2 separate regions of the Homo sapiens genome follow, and region 2 is linked to region 1. A link is an interaction called in ENCODE POLR2A ChIA-PET data of the cell type or tissue named here. Cell type or tissue: GM12878. All regions are shown on one strand. Each heading gives the region's core, and the rest is flanking DNA. Links, peaks and the distances in the headings are about the cores only.

Region 1 (11,020 bases), core at 3,177-8,176:
CTCACGTAGTCTGAAAAACTATTAGAATTTTTCCAATATAATCTTTCCAAATGTAATCTCACAACACATTTGACTTCAATATAAATCATACAACTTTATTTTGTCTTCTGTGAAAGCACAGCTTTATAATGTAATCACCTGGTGAAGGCAAAAATCCATATTTATGAGGATAAGTGGTCGTTTAAAGTTGTGGTCATTTCATTAATGTATTACCAAATGTTTTAAGAAAGTTTTAATAACATTCTTATCTCCTATCAACCAAAATACTGTAATTTTTAAAATCTTTTGAAGATTTACTTTTTATAGGACAAATATACAGTCATATTTAGTAAAGTAAATACTTCCTGAAATACTTATCTATAATGCTGGTAAATCTGCTTGTCTGCAAGGCTTTAATTTAAGGTCATTTAAAGGGCCGACTGCTTGACCTTTTGTTAAAGGGCCGACTGCTTGACCCTTTGTTAAAGGGCCTGCCAACAAAAAAAGCCTTGTTACGGTAAATGCTTGGAAAGTCTTTTTGGAAGATACAATTAAACCAGTCATATGAAGCAGTTATTTTACTACGAAACTTACAAAAAAAAATTTTAAGGGTGTATACATTACACAAATATATGGTTAAATCAGGACTTTAGAGCTGTATACGTTTTAAAAGATACAAAAGTTATATATCAAAATTTTCCTAAGCATATATTTTCAAAATTAGTTGTTACCAAGTACAGGGTCATATTTCAAGAGTTTAAGTCATTAAATTCCAACATGTAGGACATCCTTATTAACAACCTGAAATGAAATTGGGTAACTAAAGTAGTTACAGATGAACAGCGTTCAGATTAACCAGATACCCTTCAAAATTTAAAATTAGAATTCTTCCTAAAAATGAATATTTAATGAGAAAACTGTACTAATATTATCAATCATAATCTTGAATCTCTGGCAAGACTGCTACCAAAACCAAATCCCAAATATTCCCTACAGTTATTTATCATTTCCTTTTGTGAGAAGGTGAAACTATATTAAAATAAAAAAACAGTGAAAGGGGAAGAAGGTAGATGATTTATAATTTCCAAGTAATTACTTGAAAATGGATATGCTAAATCAAACAGGTCTAAAAGAGTTCCTAAAGGAACTTGGTTTTTTAATGAATGTGCTTATCTTAGTTTGATAGAAAATTTTGTTTTCAGGTTTAAACCACATTTCCTTAAAAGATTCTGAAAATTCTATAAGACTACCCACTAATATAGCCAGATTTTCAACCTGCTGTTCAAAAAAGTTCACTACATTGTTTGGAGAAATCCTAGCCATGATAAACCAATGCTTGGTCAGAAATACTTAGTTTTAAATGGAGAAAGGGGGGAAACAGGGCAACCCTTTATGTCCTCCAATAAATTACACAGAGTCATTCCATAGGTTATATATATTGAAAAAATAAGCTTTAAAATATCAAAGATAAATTTACTTTAAAAATTAGTACAAATGTACCTAAATAAAATAAAACTGCTAGGAAGACAGTATGTTCCAAAAAATTAACATATAAAAAGGCCGGATGCAGTGGCTCACGCCTGTAATCACAGCACTTTGGGATCCCACAGAGGTGGTGGATCACCTGAGGTCAGGAGTTCAAGAACAGCCTGACCAACATGGAGAAACCCCATCTCTACTAAAAAATACAAAAATTAGGCAGGCATGGTGGTGGGCGCCCGTAATCCCAGCTACTCGGGAGGCTGAGGTAGGAGAATTGCTTGAACCCGGGAGGCAGAGGTTGCAGTGAGCCGAGATCGTGCTATTGCACTCCAGCTTGGGTGACAGAGCAAGACTCCATCTCAAAATAAATAAATAAATAAAAAGACACATATAAAAAGACACATAACACACAATGACAAGAAACTTCATATATCTGTGGTTGAGCCAAGATATAATTTAAGACACAATTAGCTATGCCAGAAACTAAATATATATATGTATACATATATAAGCATATGTACATATATACACATACATATATAAGCATAAGTACATGTATATACACATATATAAAGTGTTTGGTATGTTATGCATTATAGCAAATGCACCTATTGGTAGAAGAAACACCAAATACACAGCTTAAAGAATTTCATTAATACACCTTTGAAAAACAGCTCTAAGAAGACAGGCTATTGGTATTTTTAACATGTTTACTCTCAAATGATTTATACACTTGATCCTTTCAAAGGAGTAGAAACAGCTTAGAAAGAAGGCAAAGGAAAAAGATATTGAAATTAAAGGTAGAGCTCCCTCTAAAAACGGAAAATCAAAGGAAGTGGAAGCCAGTTACATAATACTCAAATATATGTATAATAAGGAACTGCATGCTTTGTTAACAGAAAGCTGAATATTTGGGTTGGACACAGTGGCTCACATGTGTAATCCCAGAACTTTGAGAGGTCAGGGCAGGGTGGATCACTTGAAGCCAGGAGTTTGAGACCAGCCTGGCCAGCGTGCTGAAACCCTGTCTTTATGAAAAATACAAAAATTAGCAGGGCGTGGTGGTGGTGCCTGTAATCCCAGCTACTCGGGAGGCAAGAGAATCACTTAAACCTAGAAGGCAGAGGTTGCAGTGAGCCAACATTGTGCCACTGCATTCCAGCCTGGGTGACAGAGCAAGACTCTGTCCCAAAAAAAAAAAAAACAAAAAACCCTCCTATTTTTTGACTCTGAGCTTAATAATAGCTAACATAAAAGAAATGGAACATTTATTTATACATTTATTTGAGACAGAGTCTCGCTCTGTGGCCCTGGAGCGCAGTGGTGCAATCTCGGCTCCCTGCAACCTCTACCTCGTGGGTTCAAGCAATTCTTGTGCCTCAGCCTCCCAAGTAGCTGGGATTACAGGCATGCACCATCACACCCGGCTAATTTTTGTGTTTTTTGTAGAGATGAGGTTTTGCCATGTTGCCCAGGCTGGACTCAAACTCCTGAGCTCAAGCAATCTGTCCACCTTGGCCTTCCAAAGTGCTGGGATTACAGGCATGAGCCACTGTGCTCAGGAGAAACAGAACTTGTAAAGAAACCATAATATATTATGCTTTTTGAAGAGTTGATACCTCTTATTTCTTGAAACAAAAGTAGTTATGACTACTCTAGAAAAATACATTTAGCAACATTTTCTGGACTAAGTACTATCCAAAATAAAAACAGCTACTGCAAATAAACGCAGAAATTTTCTGAAGACCAACGGTTAGCATCACTGTAAACAGGAGTGTTATCAGCCAGACACTGCAACTCTTTTCCCTCCTTGTTCCCCTTCCGATACTGTGTAGGACTAGGGAAAATATACCTTCTTTATCACCAGGCAGATATGCAGAAAGATGTTTCTGTCTTCTACGACAAAGGTTACATATATTCTGAACATCTTGCTATTGGTAGAAAATACGTAGCTACTATGGATACCACCATTAGCATTGATACTGAAATTACAAATAAAATTCTCAATATGTGGCCACATAAACAGCTGGGGACACTGACAGCCATGCTGTCTGCATACATACTTTAACTTAGTGAAGACACCACTATTTTTGGGCCAAATATCACACAATTAAAAAGTGAAAAATACAATAGCACCTTCCAAATCTTTTAGTATTTATAACCAACAATCTTCAAACTTTGAAACAACTGGGAGATAAACTGGCATAAAAATGTTATTTCTTGAGGATATTTACTAATGGATAAACATTCTAAATTATTATCACTTATTTAAATTTATTTCTGTCAAATATGAAAAATACTTTAGAAGTAGCCAACTAAAGTTTAAACACAGGAGCTAATTTTTGGTAAGCTAAGGCATTTAAAAGCTCTGTATCAATCACAAAAATTTAATATATTCCCTGATTTGAGTAACTTGGAATATTACTATCAGCATGTTTATGCACACAAACAAAAAGAATGTCAGGCTAGAATAGAGTCAGTCATCTCTTTCTTCTACCTCTACCTACCACCCCAAATCTTAATAAAAATAAAAAACTAAAATAATTCCATTAATATTTCTTTCTTCCCAAAAGGTTGCCCAACTGCGGATTTAAATACAACTGAAGAGGTGTGAATTTAAAATTTTAAATTGCTGAGGACTAGAATGGAAAACCAACAACAATGACGAAACCCTAAAAGATGTTCTATGTTTATCCTGGTTCAACAATTCCAGGTTCCTTAAATTTCTTTCTTGTCTGAACAAGTTCAGTTATTTATTATTTTTTTTTTTTAAAAAAAGCTCTTCAATAGAATTTTAGATTCGGTAGAAAAAAATACATCGAATTTGGCGAATTAGTTCACATGTACAAACATACATACACTTTTCTGTTCTATTCAAAGCCTTGGTTTACCTAAAATCTATTTGGTGAAAAGAAAAAAAAAGAATTGAATAAATGAATAAATAAATAAATAATAAAGAGACCTTACCAGCTATTCCCACCTTTTTCAAAACTGTTTCTAAAATTTCACCTGAAAATAATTATCAAAACATCTCAAAATAGGCTGGGGTGACTTAGGTTTAGAAATTTATTAAATAACATATTAAATTTACTAAAGAGGAAGGTGGTAAACATATGGGTGGAAAGCATATATAATGGTGGGTGAGCAGTTAAGAAATAATTTCTCTTTGCCAATTCTGAAACCTGGTAATGTGTCGAAAACAGATGTCAGAATGTTTAGTGTCCCACTTCAGCTAGCCATAGAAAAGCTAAGAGAAGAGATGTTTAGGGTCCAGTGAAACACCACTTCGAATAATGAGATTTAGATTTGTGGTTAAAAATCTCGCAGCAGACAAGCCACCTAACACAACTACCAGAATAAAACTAAGAGGATACAACAGTATATACAGGATAGCAATACATAATTTGCAAACCCAAGTGGTGATGTAAAATGTCTTCAAATTACACTATTTTTTCCAACTCAAAATAATTAAAAGCCCAATTTAATACATACATATAAAAATCACAGTACAGAAAGGGAAGTACATGAATATACTTCAATTTCTAAGGGACACATTAATATCCAAATGTTCTCCTACTCTTGCCACCCACCACCCAACTCTGAGCAATAAAAGACCTCCCCTTATAAAACTTCACCAACTCTAGTAGTCGTTTCAGCTGGATTTTAGGCAGTACTCCCTTGCCTTTCGAATACTCCCAATAGTACAAACTAGCTAAGCAAGTACATTTTTTTCCTAGTATTTTATCCAAAAACATTAATACTGCATTTTTTATTAAATATTTAAATTTTAAATAATCCTTTAGGTGACTAACACAAGTACTTACATATTCAAACAAGACAGGAAGGGAAAAAGACAACTGTTTAATTAAGTATAATTGGTGAACCTATACTGGCTCTTCGAACAGGTTAAAAAATGGTTATGAAGGACATTATTGTAATAACTGACAAAATCTGAATATGCACTGTATATTCATATTTGATAATAGCACATTAATATAAGATACCCTGAATTTGGTAATTATATTGTTGGTAAGAGAATAATCTTCTTAGGAAACATAAGCTGAAGTATCTGAAGTTAAATGGATATGGTATTTCCTATCTACTCTTTTTTTTTTTTTTTTTTTTTTTTTTTGAGACAGAGCCTCACTCTGTCACCCAGGCTGGAGTGCAGTGGCGCGATCTCGGCTCACTGCAAGCTCTGCCTCCTGAGTTCACGCTATTCTCTTGCCTCAGCCTCCCGAGTAGCTGGGACTATAGGTGCCTGCCACCACGCCTGGCTAATTTTTGTATTTTTAGTAGAGATGGGGTTTCACCTTGTTAGTGGTTCCTAAAATAATATGTTAGGATGATAAAGCAAATATGACAAAATGTTAACAAACACTGAATCTTGGTAAGAAGATTGAGTTCTTTGTACTATTCTTGTAATTTTTCTGTAAATTTGAAATTATTTCAAATTAAAGATTCAGACCTTTCTCTTCTTTTTGATTAGAAAATAATATCCTCAGAATGGTCTAATCTCTAAAACCAATCATCCTCTTCAGACTTCCTTCTGTTATCTAAATGCAGGTGGTATTGCCTAAGGTCCTGGCTTGACCCTTTACCCTACTCTAATCCTTGGCAATCTTGGCCTTTCCTAAAGCTTGAACTCTAATAAAACATTCTTAAATCTCAACTAGCTTTAATTTCTATACCAACCTGCAAGTCTGCAGCCTCAGCTGCACCCCAAATATTTTCACCTTGACTTTGTACCAGCTTATCAACTCATCCAAAAAACAGCTAAAAACAAAAACCTCATCACTACTTTCTCCTTCCCAAACTAATTCTTTCACTAATACTTTCTAACAGTACCAGCATTCCCTCAGTCAATTAGGTTTGGCACTTTGGAGTCAAGTTTGACTGCTCCCCTATCATGACCAATCAGTTGTAAAATCCTGTAATTCCTATCTCATCCCCATTGCCTAATTCAGGCTTCAGTACCTTTCTAGAATCTCTGTCTCTAATCTAACTGCTCTCCTCTCCTGTCTTCAAATGTTATACACCTACCAAATTTAACTTTATCCTTATCATATAAGGCCAGTACTTCCATAGTGGTGCACAATATTTCCTCTAACTGGAATGTTCCCTTCCCCTCAGTTCTTTAATTCTGCTTGACCAAATTCTACCCACCTTTCAGTTTCCAACTCAAAAGCCACCTCCTGAAGAAGCTTTGACCAATCCCTCCAGCTGTACTTGAGAGATATGAAGTGCTTACATTTTATATGAGTTATTACTTTCAATCATGTGATAATGTATTTACCATTTTCCATATTAAGACCAAGCTCACTGAAAGCAGTTACTAAATCTTATTGTTTCTTCTAGTATTTAATTATAGGAGAACAAACTTTTGCTGAGTCAGGTAATTGCAAACGTTCCTGGTATTTTCCCTCAGCTTCATTCTGAGTTACTCTAAAAAAGTGAGATTTTTAAGGCTTTAGAATCTTTTGGTTGGAAAAGGTGATCTAAGACCACTGAAGATGGTAACAGGAAAATGCCTTAAATAGCAAGTAACTATAATTGGGGACAAACACGTATTGTTAAAGAGACTACTTTATAATATGACCAGGCATCTAATACTTTACTGAACTTCCCAAGTAGCTTTACAGAACACCATAGGCATGAGTTTCAAACAGTTTTAAGTGGCTTCTTTCATCTTCCATTAAAATCCCAATGACCTACCTTCACTACACTCTACATACAATTTCTTTCTTTCCCACACACTATTCTTATTTCCAGATCAACAAGAATTTGAATTATATTTTGAGAGCATCAATTTCATAACCAAGCATGTGGCTTTTAAAAACTTGGAGACCTGGTTTTCCCTACAGTCCTATGACTATGACCTAGACTGATGCCCATTTATATATATAGTCCATGATTTCTAAATGAAGTTAACCTTAAATTCTGCCAGTCAGTCTGTAATGTGTAGTTATTTTTCTCCATGAGTTACTCTACCTCCCCTTGGCACCTGGGTAGGAAGAATTCACTAGTTTTTAAGATGCTGCTGAAATCATCAGCATGGTGATAACTGGTGCCTAGTTATTTGTGGGGCTTCATTTACCACCACTCCTATGGCAATTCTCATTTCCAAATAAGCTTACTGTCACTCATTTTCTTCTGAGGGAAGCTCCATTGGTTTCTCTATTCAGATCAACATTTACTGCCTCTGACATGGAATTCTTCCCTAAAAAAGCAGAATAGTTTACTACCCTTCCATTCCTTAAGCAAATACACAGCTCTTTAAGGTTTACTGATAATCACAGCCAATAATGACGAAACAGAAGTAAAGGAGTTCAATTCCAATGCTTGTACTTCCATTTAGAAAAGTTGGGGAAATAAAACTCCAGAGTAGGCATTTTAAATGTAACTAAAATTAAATTTCACTTAAAATCAGCATCCCTGGTTAACAGACAGGAAGATAGTTGTATTATTTCTAGTGATGGCAAGACCATTTCCCAAGGGATCTGTTTACTTTTCAGTAAGCTCGCTCAGGCCTGCCTGTTGAAATACCCCTGGATATGCAAATAGAGTATAAAGAAATTTGGTTTTCTAGTTAGTTTTGTATTTAGAACAACTGTTCTGTAGAAATGGAGTACAACAGATTAGTCACCATCATTTCAACATCACCTAAAATCACATTAGTTTTTGTGGCAGCACTGTCACTTGCTAACCAATACTACAAAATGCCATTAACACACATATCTAAGTATGTTTTTTTTTTTTTTTACTATACCCAGTCAACCTAGGTTTCAACCTCCCTGAATTTACATATAAATTCTTCCAATTTCTTGATTTCTGTATTTGTTTCAGTTAAATTTATAAATGCTGTCATTCACAATGGCTATCACTTCCTTGATTTAATGTCATCTGAACATAACCACGCCCTGAGGTTTCCATCTAAATCAGGGATCCAAAAATGAGTTTTAGAGGGAATATATAAAGCTTTCATCCTCTAAGTACCAGTGATTACCTGCCCCTCCTACCCTGGGCCTGCCCCATCCCCCACTTAAGAACTACAAACTAAACTACTGATGAAAACATTTATATATGTGATACGAAAGAGTCCTGTGAGAATAGCAACTGTAGTAAGCACTGCAGAAAAGGTGGAAATTTGTAGGCAATCTTAGTTAACTGACTCTCCACACCAATAAGACCAGACTTGCTACTCCCTATGTTCAATAAAGGAACAGTGCTATGTTACAAATTAAAATGGAAGACACAATGACTAAACACAATGTGGAATCCTGAATTGGATCCTGGAACAGAAAAAGGACACTTACAAAAGTGGAAAACTTGGTAAAATTAAAATAAGATCTGTAGTTTAGTTAATAGTATTCTATCAATGTTAACTTCCTAACTTTGATAATTGTACTAAGGTTGTACAACATGTTAACATTAAGGGAGGCTAGGTAAAGGACATACAAGAAGCCTCAGCACTATTTTTGCAACTTTAAATCTAAAATATTTCAGATTAAAAAGTAAAATAAAAGGAAGGAAGGAGAGGAAGAGAAGAAGAAAGGAAGGAGGAAATGAAGTAAGGAAAGAGGGAGGGAGGGAGGAAGAATAAAAGGTGACAATCATTAAAAAGCTATGCTATAATTTTTAGCTTCTTGTACTATCCTCTACTAGATGTCTTTTAGTGGAACAGGTTGAAATATAATCAGATAATAAATTATGTAAGTACTAGGTACAAATTAGTAAGGAATATATTGGGGTTGGTCACAAAATGGTTCAGGTACATATCCTCAAGATACTTATGCATAATCACTAGGAGAGAACATTTAACCAATACCAATCTCCAACAAATAAGCTACTTGAGTGATTCTTTAAAATTATATAGTCCACATCTACAACTATGCAGAACCATACAGATGAATCTCAAATACAATACTGGATGAAAGAGGTCAGACACAAAACACATAGTGTATGGTCCTACATATATAACACATTAGAAATTAGGATTGGGAGGGGAAGTGACTGATGGGGGGCATGAAGAGGACATGAAAGGGGCTTATAATATTCTATGTATTGATCTGGGTGCTGCCCACACAGGTGTGTTCAATTTGAGCTATACATTTATGAATGGTGCACTTTTCCGATACAAATTATACTTCAATAAAAAAATTTTACAAGTCCTATCACCAAGCATTCAAAAACTAGATCAGCTAAGTTGCATAACTTGAGTTTTACCATTTGGGATAACAAGTACTGGTGGATGTTAATGATGGACCCAAGATTCTTAGAGATGAGCAAAACAAAATAAATTGTCTCATATGGTACCAATGGTATTTATGACATAAACAGCTTAGTTCTAATTTATTCCTAGCTTCAAAAAAAAATCTCATAGGAAACAATGATAGGAAATACTGGAAGGCGTTCCCTACACAAAATACTTGAGGCTATTTAAATAAGAAGACTTTTTTTATCCAATAATTTTAAAATTAGAGGTAATAAGTGAATAATCACTGTAGAAAACAATTTGAGAGATCATCAATTATCTAGTAAAAAAATTTAGGATAAACTTACTAGACTTTCATTTTAAGTTAATAACCCATGTCTACTACTTTCCTTATTAACTTCTCTCTAAATACTGGTGCTATCATAAGGACAGACAAGCAGACTCAAGGGGATGTACACCTAGCAACTGTTCTCTCACTTGTTTTAAGTACATTTATGCATTTCTTAATGAAGACAAAAGCCCTGCAAGTGCTTATCGATGAGGTTAAAGCCTTACAAGCTACCTGATTTCTTCCTTTAGTCTAGCTGAAGTTTCTTCCCCTTAGTACTCCTTTACTTTAGTGACCTGGTATTTAGAAGAGGGTAAAATTGTTTGCTATAAACCCTTACGCTGAGCTTTTGTAAACAAAGGACTCCCAATGAGAACCTGCTTGCCGCTCCCCAGTGATCATCAGGATAGGTTTCTAAACTAATTCTGCCAATTTAACAAAGCAATGCCAAGTATTAACTTTGGAAAACTGTTCTTTAGAAAATAGGAAGTCAAATTTTAAAGTTACTATTCTCAAATGCCAGTAGGCTTAGGATCTCAGGAAAAATTAACTCCTCCATAGTAAGATAATCTCCCAGAAAGCTAACTATGTAAGTTATAGTATTTATTTTAATAAAGAGTCAACTCAAAACAGTTTGGGCTACTGCAGAAAGGGTTGGATTATTTTTGCGTTATCAGTATCTACTGTCCCTACATTTGAAGATGGTTCAGCTGATTGATTCCCTGAGGGCTCTGCAAATGGCAAACAGAGAAGACAGAAACCATGATGGCACCTACAGAAAAAGGGAAAGGAAGACTTGAGGGTAGCTTCAATTTTAGTACAATAACTGAGTAAAGCACTGGATATAAATGGAAGGAGAAATATCTAAATATAGGCAGAGGCAGGCTGCTTGGTGAAAAGTCTATTAATTTGCCAATTCTAATTTAAATATGGAAGGAAACAAAGGGGCCATTAGAGAACTTTAAGTCAATATGAGAAAGGTATATTAGTTACTTACATTTTGATTAAAAGATATT
Region 2 (11,020 bases), core at 2,918-7,917, 170 kb before region 1:
CAGTCCTCCGTACTAACAGGTGTCCCCCAGTCTTCGCCTTTCAGCGTTTAACCTTCTCGCGCCCTCCTTCCCCATTCCCACTGTTCTAGGAGGCAAAAAACAAGTGAGCAGTTATACCTGGAAAAGGAGGGCGGCCTGACCGCGCTAAGGGGCCGCGAGAAGGCTGGCTGTGGAAGGGCGCCGGCACAGTTCTACGAGGCCAGCGAAGATGCGGCCATTTAGGCCGCGAAGCCGGGGCCTCGCGTAGCCAATGGCGCCGAGCAGAGGCGCGGCGGGGTGGCCGGGGCCCAGTGCACATACTCACCAAATCTGGAACTTGAGCAGCGGCCCCGTGGCGTACTGCATCTTTAATCTCTTGCTGGGCACGCCGCCCAGATTGGCCGAGGCCTCGCTCCGGACCATCGCAGACGCCGCCACTAGGAGAAGCAGCAGAAGCCTCATCTTAAATGAGCCAGCCACTTCGGCCGCCCTCAGACAGACTGCAGCCAGCCCAAAGCCCAGGAGCGAGCTGCTCCCCACTGCGCAGGCGCGATCAGCCAAGGTCGGGGGAGGGGAGCAGTAATGCGCCTGCGCGGCCCGGCGCCCGCGCACACTCCTGGAGTGAAGAGCCGACCTGTTTCACTGTCCTGACTCACCACCATCTTGGTAGTGTGCAAGACTCTGGGACGGCATGAGAAAGGCAGAAAGGGAGCAAAGGAGCTGGTGGGGTGTCACAGGGCCTATGTATGAGGCAGATGTGAGTTCTGCATCCAGTTTTGCAATTTATCCATTTACCTGCCTGAGACTTGGAAACACCTACTTTATAGTCCTGATTCAAGTGTTGGCGGATGGAAGGGAGGAGACTCCTGACCCTCAGAATGGTAATGCTGAAATTTTTTGGGTGCGCTGTTATGGCCTTTTCTTTGATCTTACAATATTGCTTTCTCCTGAAAGAATATTAAACATAAGTTTTAGGAAACCTTTGGACAATTCCAAACATATCCAAAAATAGAATAACTACCTTAGCAAGCTTTAACAGTTACTATACATTTTGACAATCTTGATTTGTCTATATCTCTAAACACTTCTTCCCTTCCTAGGCATATTTGGAAGCAAATCTCAGACATCATATCATTTCATCTGTATATATATATTTTTAAACACGGTCTCACTGTCACCCAGGCTGGAGTTCAGTGGCGTGATCATAGCTTACTGCAGCCTCACACCCCTGGGCTCAAGCAGTCCTGCCTCAGCTTCCCAAGTGGTTAGGAATACAGGCACAGGCAACTATGCCTGGCTTACAATTATTTAAGCACATATTTCTAAAAAAGAATTATTATTAAAAAGAAAAAAAATTGACCACAGTGTTTCACATGTCCGTGTGAAGAGACTACCAAACAGGCTTTGTGTGAGCAACACAGCTGTTTATTTCACCTGGGTGCAAGCGGGCCGAGTCCGAAAAGGGAGTCAGCAAAGGGTGGTGGGATTATCATTGGTTCTTATAGGTTTTGGGATAGGCGGTGGAGTTAAGAGCAATATTTTGGGGGCAGGGGTTGGATCTCACAAAGTACATTCTCAAGGGTGGGGAGAATTACAAAGAACCTTCTTAAGGGTGGGGGAGATTACTGATCAACAAAGTACATTGATCAGTTAGGGTGGGGCAGAAACAAATCACAATGGTGGAATGTTATCAGTTAAGGCTATTTTCACTTCTGTGGATCTTCAGTTGCTTCAGGCCATCTGGATGTATATGTGCAGGTCACTGGGGATATGATGGCTTAGCTTAGGCTCAGAGGCCTGACATTCCTGTCTTCTTATATTAATAAGAAAAATAAAACAAAATAGTGGTAAAGTGTTGGGGCAGCGAAAATTTTTGGGGGTGGTATGGAGAGATAATAGGCGATGTTTCTCAGGGCTGCTTCGAGCGAGATTAGGGGCGGCGTGGGAACCCACAGTGGGAGAGATTCAACTGAAGAAAGATTTGGGGGTAAGGGGTGATATTGTGGGGTTGTTAGAAGGAGCATTTGTCGTATAGAATTATTGGAGATGGCCTGGATGCAGTTTTGTATGAATTGAGAAACTAAATGAAAGACACAAGGTCCGAATAAAAGAAGGAGAAAAATAGGTATTAAAGGACTAAGAATTGGGAGTACCCAGGACATCCAATTAGAGAGTGTCCAAGGGGGTTCAACGTTGTTGTCTGCTTGGTTGGAGAGTTTTTGGGCTCTATCTCTATCCTTAAGTTTTTTTATGTTGTCATATACCAGGCCAGATTGATTTAGGTAAAAACAACACTCTTCATTTAAAAATATACAAAGTCCTCCTTTTTCAGCAGTGAGTAAGTCGAGGCTTCAGTGATTTTCAAGGAAAGAGAGGAGGTGGGAAGGCCAAACTGAGGAATTATGTCTGACAGAAGGGAAGAAATGACCGCGGTGGCCTTCTTAGACCCTGTGGGAAAGGCCTCTACCCACCCAGTGAAATGTCTACCCAAACCAAGAGGTATTTTAGTTTCCTGACTTGAAGCATGTGAGTAAAGTCAATTTGCCAGTCCTCGGCGGGGCAAATCCCCGAGCTTGATGTGTAGGGAAGGGAGGGGGCCTGAACAATCCCTGCAGGGTAGTAGAATAGCAGATGGAACATTGAGAAGTGATTTCCTTGAGGATAGATTTCCACGATGGAAAGGAAATGAGAGGTTCTAAGAGACGGGTTAGCAGCTTGTAACCTACATGGAAGTGGTTATGAAATGACGACAGAATAGAATGGGCCTGTGAGGCTGGAAGGAGATATTTTCCTTGGTCCAAGAACCATTTGCCTTGTGTGGGAAGAGATTGATAGGCGGAAGTTTCAGTGGGGGAGTAGGTGGGAGTGACCAGATGAGAAGGAGAAAAACTGCCATGAAGGATAGAAGTTAGAATGCTAGCTGCTTTTTAGCTACCTTATCAGCATAAGCGTTGCCTTGAGCAGTGAGATCTGATGCCTTGTGATGGCTGTTGCAGTGAGACTCCACTTCCTTTGGAAGTACGGCCTTGCTCAGAGGCCTGACACACAGTATCATTGTCTCACCTTTAAAAAATAGTAATTGCGTAATATTAGTCAGTGTTCAAATATCCTGTGGTCTCAATAACTACTTATTTTCCTACTGTTCATTTGTTAAAATCAGAATCAAAATGAAATTTATACATTGTCATTGGTTGATGTGTCTTTTAGGACAAGTCAAAGACTTTTAAGACCAGGAACACACCAGTAATTGAAAAATTTTGTTTATCATTAATTGCAGCAAGAGGGATGCTATGGTTTGAATATGTCCCCCAAAAAGCATATGTTGGAAACTTAATGCCCAATGTAACAGTGTTGGGAGATGGGGCCTAATGGGAGGGCTCCACCCTCATGAATGGATTAATGCCAATTATGAAAGGGCTTAAGGCTTCGATTTCTATCTGTTGCTCTTTCACTCTTGCACTCTCCTGCACATTTACCTTCCTCCATTGGATAACAACACAAAGCCCCCATAAGATGTGGAGCCCTTGATCTTGGAATTTTCAGCTTCCAGAACTATAAGAAATAAATCTCTGTCTTTATTAATTACCCAATCTCAGTTATTCTGTTATAGCAGCCCAAGATGGACTAAGACGGGGGAACGCACACCATGGGAAACCATGAGAAGACTCAATTAGGAGGTGTTAGGATCTGGGGCTTGATTGGATGATTTGGAAAATGGAGCTGGGGTGCTGAGCGGTTCTATTATCAGAGATGTTCAAACCAGAGTGACTTCATCTTGAGTAGGGACTGAGTAAAATGAGTTGGAGACCTGCTGGGCTGCATTCCCAGGAGGTTAGGCATTCTTAGTCACAGGATGAGATAGGAGGTCAGCACAAGATTCAAGTCACAAAGACCCAGCTGATAAAACAGGATACGGTAAAGAAGCCAAAACCAAGATAGAGACAAAAGTGACTTCTTGCTAATTATAATATATTCACATGCTATCTCCTTTACTGCTTATTGTATGCTAATTTAACACACTAGCATGCTAAAGGACACCCCCACCAGTGCAGTGAAAGTTTACAAATGCCATGGCAACACCTGGAAACTACCCTATATGGTTGAAAAGAAAGAGGAACTCTTTATTCTGGGGAATTCTTGCCCTTTTCCCCAGAAAACTCATGAATAATTCACCCCTTGTTTGGCATATAATCAAGAAATAACCATAAAAATAGCCAACCAGCAGCCCTCAGGGCTGCTCTGTATATGCAGTAGCCATTCTTTTATTCCTTTACTTTCTTAATAAACTTGCTTTCACTTTACTCCATGGACTTGCCCCCAGTCCTTTCTTGAGTGAGATCCAAAAATTGACTCTTGGGGTCTGGATCAGAACCCCTTTCCAGTAAAATTAGATTTTTTTTTTTGAGACATAGTCTCACTCTGCCTAGGAGACCAGCCTGGGCAACATGATGAAACCCTGCCTCTACAAAAAATTTTAAAATTAGCTAGGCATGGTGGCACACACCTATCGCCCCAGTTACTCAGGAGACTGCGGTGGGAGGATCACCTGAGCCAGGAAGGTCGAGTCTGCAGTGAGCCCTGATGGTGCCACTGCACTCCAGCCTGAGTGACAGAGTGAGACCTCGTCTCAAAAAAAATAAGATAATGGGTGATACAGCTAGCCATAAAATGTCTTTAAACAATGGGGTTGGTGCGACTGAAGTTCCATACTCCTGTTTCCCTGGACCTGATAAATTTTACATACATTGCCAGGCACAGTGGCTCAGGCCTGTAATCCCAGTACTTGGGAGGCCGAGGCGCACGCATCACAAGGTCAGGAAATCGAGACCATCCAGGCTAACATGCTGAAACCCCATCTCTACTAAAAATACAAAAAATTAGCTGGGTGTGGTGGCGGGCGCCTATAGTCCCAGGAGGCTGAGGCAGGAGAATGGTGTGAACCCGGGAGGCGGAGCTTGCAGTGAGCCGAGATTGTGCCACTGCACTCCAGCCTGGGTGACAGAGTGAGACTCTGTCTCTAAAAAAAAAAGAAAAAAAAAAAATTTGCATACCTGATATAGCTCAGGCTACTCAGCTATTTTCCTTTCCTCAGGTCTAATTGTTAAAGCAGCAGCAGTCCCTCTTCGTGGCCAAGGAAAGGAATGTTTGGTGTTTTGTGGGTAGCTCAGTGACCTTTTTTTGGTCTGTGCTTAAACAAAATTAAATATCTTTTTTTCTTTTGCAATTTATTTTATTTATGTATCTCCCAACCTGCCCTGCCTCTTTGTCTCTTTTTCCCTTGTGACTTACTTGCCGAAGAAACCATGTGTTTATGGGTTTTGCTGCTGATTACAAACCCATACACTGCCCTTTTTTTTTTTTTTTTTTTTTTTGAGACAGGGTCTTGCCCTGTTGCCCAGGCTAGAGTGCAGTGGCACCATCTTGGCTCACTGCAACCTCTACCACCTGGGCTCAAGCGATTCTCCCACCTTAGCCACCCAAGTAGCTGGGACCACCATGGCCTGCCTTTTTTTTTTTAAATAGAGATGGAGTCTCACTATGTTGCTCAGGCTGTTCTCAAATTTTTGGTCTCAAGTGATCCTCCCACCTTGGCCTCCCAAAGTTCTAGGAATACAGGCATGAGCCACTGTGCCCTGCCAGGGTGTACTTTAATATATATCTGTGTCCTGTGTGTTCTCTGTAAATTAGTAGTTACAGCTAGAGGACTGGACACTTTTAAGTTTAAATTCTTCCAGCAAGACTATAAAAAAGGTGTTTTATCTTCATAATTTATTTTAAAAATTAGATATGGGTAAAAGAACAGACATAGAAAGATTATTGCCATTTAACATAACCCTTGCAAATAACAGATGGTAAATTGGTACCAACATAATTATAAACAAAAAGCAAAACTCTGGCACTAAGATGGCATGGTAGTATTGATACTGGTGAGCTAGGGAAGATCTCCAAACGCTGGTGGGACCCTGACCCTGGCTGGTGTCCAGGCCCTTGATACCATCTCGGGAAGGAATTCAACAAGTCAGAAAATAGTGAAAGTGGCTGGGAGCGGTGGCTCAGGCCTGTAAACCCAGCACTTTGGGAGGCCGAGTGTATCCATTTCAATATCAAAAGTAAGAAATAAAATACCCCATACAAAAATTGATTAGCAAGCTCAATTATCTTGTGGTGGCTTCCTTATAATAAAAATAAAATAATAATAATAATAAAAAAGTGGATACATGTTTTTCTCAGCATCTATTCCTTCTTCTGGTAATGGTACCTCAGTTTCTCTTCAGGGGACCAGAAAGACCCCATTGCACACAGTCTTGGGACTACTACTTGAGGTACTCAAAACATTCCCACCAGAGGTGTGCCTGTGTCCAAAGCCAAAGGTATTCAAAACATTCCCACCAGAGGTGTGCCTGTGTCCAAAGCCAAAAGGTATTGAAGCTGATTAATTCTAATAGAAGAACCCTAAGGAAAGTTCTAGACCCCAAACTACTCTGGGTATTGTCTTCTCCAGGGCCTCATTCTTCATCTTTTCCTTTGACTCTATGAGTTACCACACATTTTGTTTGCAAACCAAGAACCCTAACTTAGAGCCCTGTATTATCTTTATCTTTCCTTCTTTGAGTCTTGCTTAGTTTTTTTTTTTTGTTTTGTTTTTTTGTTTTTTTGTTTTTTTTGGAGACAGAGTATCACTCTGTTGCCCAGGCTGGAGTACAGTGGCATGATCTCAGCTCACTGCAACTTCTGCCTCCTGGGATCAAGCAATTCTCCTGCCTCAGCCTCCCGAGTACCTGGGACCACAGGCATGTGCCACCATGACCAGCTAATTTTTGTATTTTTAGTAGAGACTGGGTTTCACCATGTTGCCCAGGGTGGTCTTGAACTCCTGATCTCAAGTGATCCACCCACCTCAGCCTCCCAAAGTGCTGAAATTATAGGCATGAGCCACTGTGCCCAGCCTTGCTTAGGTTTTCTAACTGTTGCCATTCCCACCTCCAACTCCTAAAGAGAATTATAGACAAGGCAATACTTGCAAGTTCAGATAGTAGACTGTCCATGTCTGGGAGGCCATTACACAGAGGCAAGAACCATAGCCAGCAAGTTGTTTAGGCCAGCAAGCTTAAAAAGCAAGGGCCAGACCTCTGTATGAGGAAAGGGCTAGAGTAAGAGGCCTATGATAAAATTCTGAAACAAGGACTTTTGAAGTCTAGTTATCTAAAAAACACAGGGCTCAAATGTAAGAACAAACAGAATCATAACTATCATCAGGTTGCTTTGCACAAGCATAAAAACTAATGATGTATGATATTATTTTCGACTTACTAAAAATCAAAATAAAAAAGACTAATGATGTATATACCTGGTTTTATTTTTGGAGTTTTAAGTTTTGGTTACTGTGCTGGAGGGATAGTAGGATATGCTTAAGTCACCAGCCCCTCCATAAAAGTCTCAGATCCTAAAACTCAAAGGGGCTTCCCTGGGCAGAGACATATCCCAAATTCACTGCCAGAGAGAGAAAGTGAGAGCGAGGGAACTCCTATGTAGTACCCAATGGGAAATGCTTAGGAAGCCTGTGCCTGGCCTCTCTGAACTCCCTTGATGCATATCTTTTTCCCACTGCTTTTGCTCTGTAACCTTTGCTGTAATAAGCCTTACCACGAATATTACTTGCTATTCCATCTTGTGAGTCTTTCTACCTAATCACTGAACTTGGGTCATGGGACCGCCGAAACAGAAGGCATGGGAGGAGTTCAGGGAGTACAGGATAGAGGAGGACCTGGTGAGCCTAGGGCCTTGGAAGAAGCTGATCAGGAAAACAAAATATATTGATTACAACAAAATCAAGTTGTAATAATTGTGGGACAGGAAAAAAAAACTATACTCAGTTTTTGTGATTTTGTAGGAAAATGGGCACTCCATTATACTAACTTGGGAAAATAAGTAAGTCCAGTTTTTTGGAACTACAATCTGTCAACATAAACCCAAAGCCTTAAAATGTACATGAACCTTGACCCAGCAATTCCACTTCTAAATCTAACCTAGAGAAATAATAATGTATAGCTCAAGATTTTAATTACAAAAATATTCATCACAATGTTATTTTATAAATTTATAAATCAGAAACAATTTCAGTGTCCAACACTGCATTAAATAAATCATGGTATATTAATTTAGTGGCATTTTAACAACCATTAAAAATGACTTATAAATTTTTATATGTGTATAAGTTACATGCAGAATACCAGCCTGGCCAATATGGTGAAACCCTGTCTCTACTGAAAATACAAAAAATTAGCTGGGCGTGGTGGCAGGCACCTGTAGTCCCAGCTACTCGGGAGGCTGAGGCAGGAGAATCCCTTGAACCTGGGAGGCAGAGGTTGCAGTGAGCTGAGATTGCACCACTGCACTCCAGCCTGGATGATAGAGTGAGACTCTGTTTCAGAAAAAAAGAATAATATACAAGGAACCAAAAAGTGGTTGATTCCTGAGAGGAGAACAGGGAACAGAGTGACTAGGGAACAAAGATGGGAGAGAAGTTATTCTTATTGCATAAGTAACTTTTGTATTTTAAAGTTGTGTGCTGTTGTCTTGTAATACTTATTCAAAAAGTAAATATATGTTTTAGAATTCAATGAAAAATAAAGTGCTCAACATAGAATGTTAAAATTGGATTACGAAACAGTAAAGTGTTATCACATTATTATTTATGTATTTTTTAAAGTACATAAATAGGAAGATATGGATCAAAATGTTTTGCTTGGCTATATTTCCTGTTAAACATATGTTATTTTGGTAATAAGAAAAAAAGATAGCTGAGCATGGCGGCACGCACCTGTGGTCCCAGCTACTCGGGAGGCTGAGGTGGGAGGATTGCTTGAGCCCAGGTGGTTGAGGCCACAGTGAGCCATGACTGTACCACTGCACTCAAGCCTGGGTGACAGAGCAAGACCCCATCTTTAAAAAAAGTACCAAATAGGCCAGGAGCGGTAGCTCATGCCTGTAATCCCAGCGCTTTGGGATACCGAGGAGGGGAGGATCACTTGAGTCTAGGAGTTCAAGACCAGCTTGGGCAACATGATGAAACCCTGTCTCTACAAAAAATACAAAAAGTATTCAGTCATGGTGGTGCACACCTGTAATCCTAGCTACTGAGGAGGTTGAGGCAGGAGGATCATTTGAGTCAGGGAGTTCGAAGCTGCAGTGAGCCATGATCACACCACTGCACTCCAGCCTGGGTGACAGCGCAAGACCCTGTCTCAAAAACAACAACAACAACAACAACAAAACCCACGAATTTTAAAAAATAATAAATAAAAATTTACAAAGAAAAAATAGAGAAGTAGAAAACGAAAATCTCCTCAGTTCTTAGCAGCTACCAATCCAGAGCCAGCAGTCTTGGTGTGATTGGCCACTACCTCTTCCTCTTCTAGGGAACAGGGGGATGTCCAGAAACAAACTAAAGAACTTCTTATAGGTCAGAGGGAGGTGGAGTTTCAGTAGCTTCTATGCAGGGTTGGCTTTATGGGTATGTGACCTATGCAGTCACACAGGACCCTGTAGTTGGTTTAATGCTCTGTTGTCACAGCTTTGAAATTCTTAATAATTTTGAATAAAGAACTTCACATTTTCATTTTGCATTGGGCGCTGCAAATTATGAAGCCGGTCCTACTTCTATGTCCAAGGCTGATCGCTTCTCTACCACTGTTAGTATTACCAAACTGTCCATTTGAAATTCCATGAAAAAGTTTTTCACTGCCAGTGTTTAAAATCCAAATGTCTGCTTGAACTTTGTGATCTAAATGTATTATTTCAATCAATAAACTATAAGCTAGGCATGGTGGCTCACACCTGTAATCCCAGCACTTTGGGAGCCAGAGAAGGGAGGATCACTTGAGCCAAGGAGTTTAAGAGCAGCCTGGGCAACATGATGAGACCCTGTGTCTACAGACAACAACAACAACAACACAAAGTTATTTTTTGAGACAGTCTTGCCCGTTGCCCAGGGCGGAGTGCAGTGGCACGATCTCAGCTCACTGCAACCTCTGCTTCCTAGGTTGAAGTGATTTTCCTGCCTCAGCCTCCCAAATAGCTGGGATTACAGATCCGCACCACCATGCCTAGCTATTTTTTTTGTGTTTTGTAGGAGAGAGAGAGTTTCGTCATGTTGGCCAAGCTGGTCTCCAACTGCTGGCCTCAAGTGATCCACCTCCCCTGGCCTCACAAAATGCTGGGATTACAGGCATGAACCACCACACCTGGTGTACAATTTTTTTTTTTTGTTAATTTAGCCAGGCATGGTGGCATGTACTTGTAGTCCAGCTACTCAGGACGCTGAGGTGGGAGAATCGCTTGAACTCAGGAGGTTGAGGCTGTAGTGAGCCATGATCATGTCACTGTACTCTAGCCTAGATGACAAACTAAGACCCTGTTTCAAAAAAAAAAGTATGAGTGTATTGTCTCAGATATGACTAGGGGAGTGAGAGAAGCGCCACAAGCTAGGGACTTCAGTTTCCCTAAATGGGGACTAGATGTCCCTGCTGGGAAGAGGGAAGAAGATGCAAAAACAAAACAGAGTAGGCACAAAGATTCTCTCCAGTGAAATCACAATTCTAGGATTTGCTCTTTAGCTTCAATGAACATAGTCAAACAAAACTGTGCCTGGAAGTAATTTTGCCCAATAGTGTAAAGGCAAAAACCTCTGCTTTGCCAGGCCTGAGACTCTAAAAAAATACAGCTGACTTTACTTTAAAAAGGAATTTAAGTCCTAGAAGGTTTGTGGATGTATTCCCAATCGTATAGTGCCTGATTTGCAACTACTTCTGGGGTAAATCCCTGGGTTATCCATTCCTGGTTACCAGTTCCTCTCAGTTCCAAGAGTACTCATTCCCAGCTCTCCCATTAAATCCTCAGACAAGAAACTGAGGTGGTGTCCTGGGTGATGGCTCCCACTTAATTGCAGTATCTCTCCCTCACTGCCCCCTTTCCTTCTCTCTTTCTTTGTCCCTCTTATGTATATCTCTTTCTCCATAATGCCTTTCTCTCTTTCTCTCCT

What was found. ChIA-PET counts read pairs that join two places held together with the same protein. Peaks named below come from ENCODE experiments on the same cell type or tissue, not always from the same donor. Only the 100,000 strongest peaks of a DNase experiment are listed, where the experiment ranks them.
Region 2: POLR2A ChIA-PET joins it to region 1 with 5 read pairs; 3 of 35 experiments call an interaction of 5 or more read pairs at or near these places.

Annotation. Positions count from the first base shown.
Region 1 is chr3:150,425,798-150,436,817 of GRCh38, reverse strand. The region is part of intron 1 of TSC22D2 (TSC22 domain family member 2); the gene reads right to left. Among named protein-coding and RNA genes, the nearest start is that of TSC22D2, 23 kb to the right of the region's middle. In GM12878, for the core only: no CTCF peak of the experiment used is centred there; no DNase peak of the experiment used is centred there.
Region 2 is chr3:150,592,784-150,603,803 of GRCh38, reverse strand. It overlaps LOC124900547 (a long non-coding RNA gene), which reads left to right and starts at 621. Exons shown (of 2, transcript XR_007096128.1): 1 at 621-860. SELENOT (selenoprotein T) reads right to left here and starts at 483. Exons shown (of 6, transcript NM_016275.5): 1 at 305-483. The coding sequence starts at 441. RefSeq lists enhancers at 25-324, 1-372, 3,703-3,912, 4,073-4,272, 4,463-4,552 and 2 more. In GM12878, for the core only: no CTCF peak of the experiment used is centred there; DNase peaks (open chromatin) are centred at 4,014 and 5,083; H3K4me3 peaks cover 2,574 bases; H3K27ac peaks cover 3,130 bases.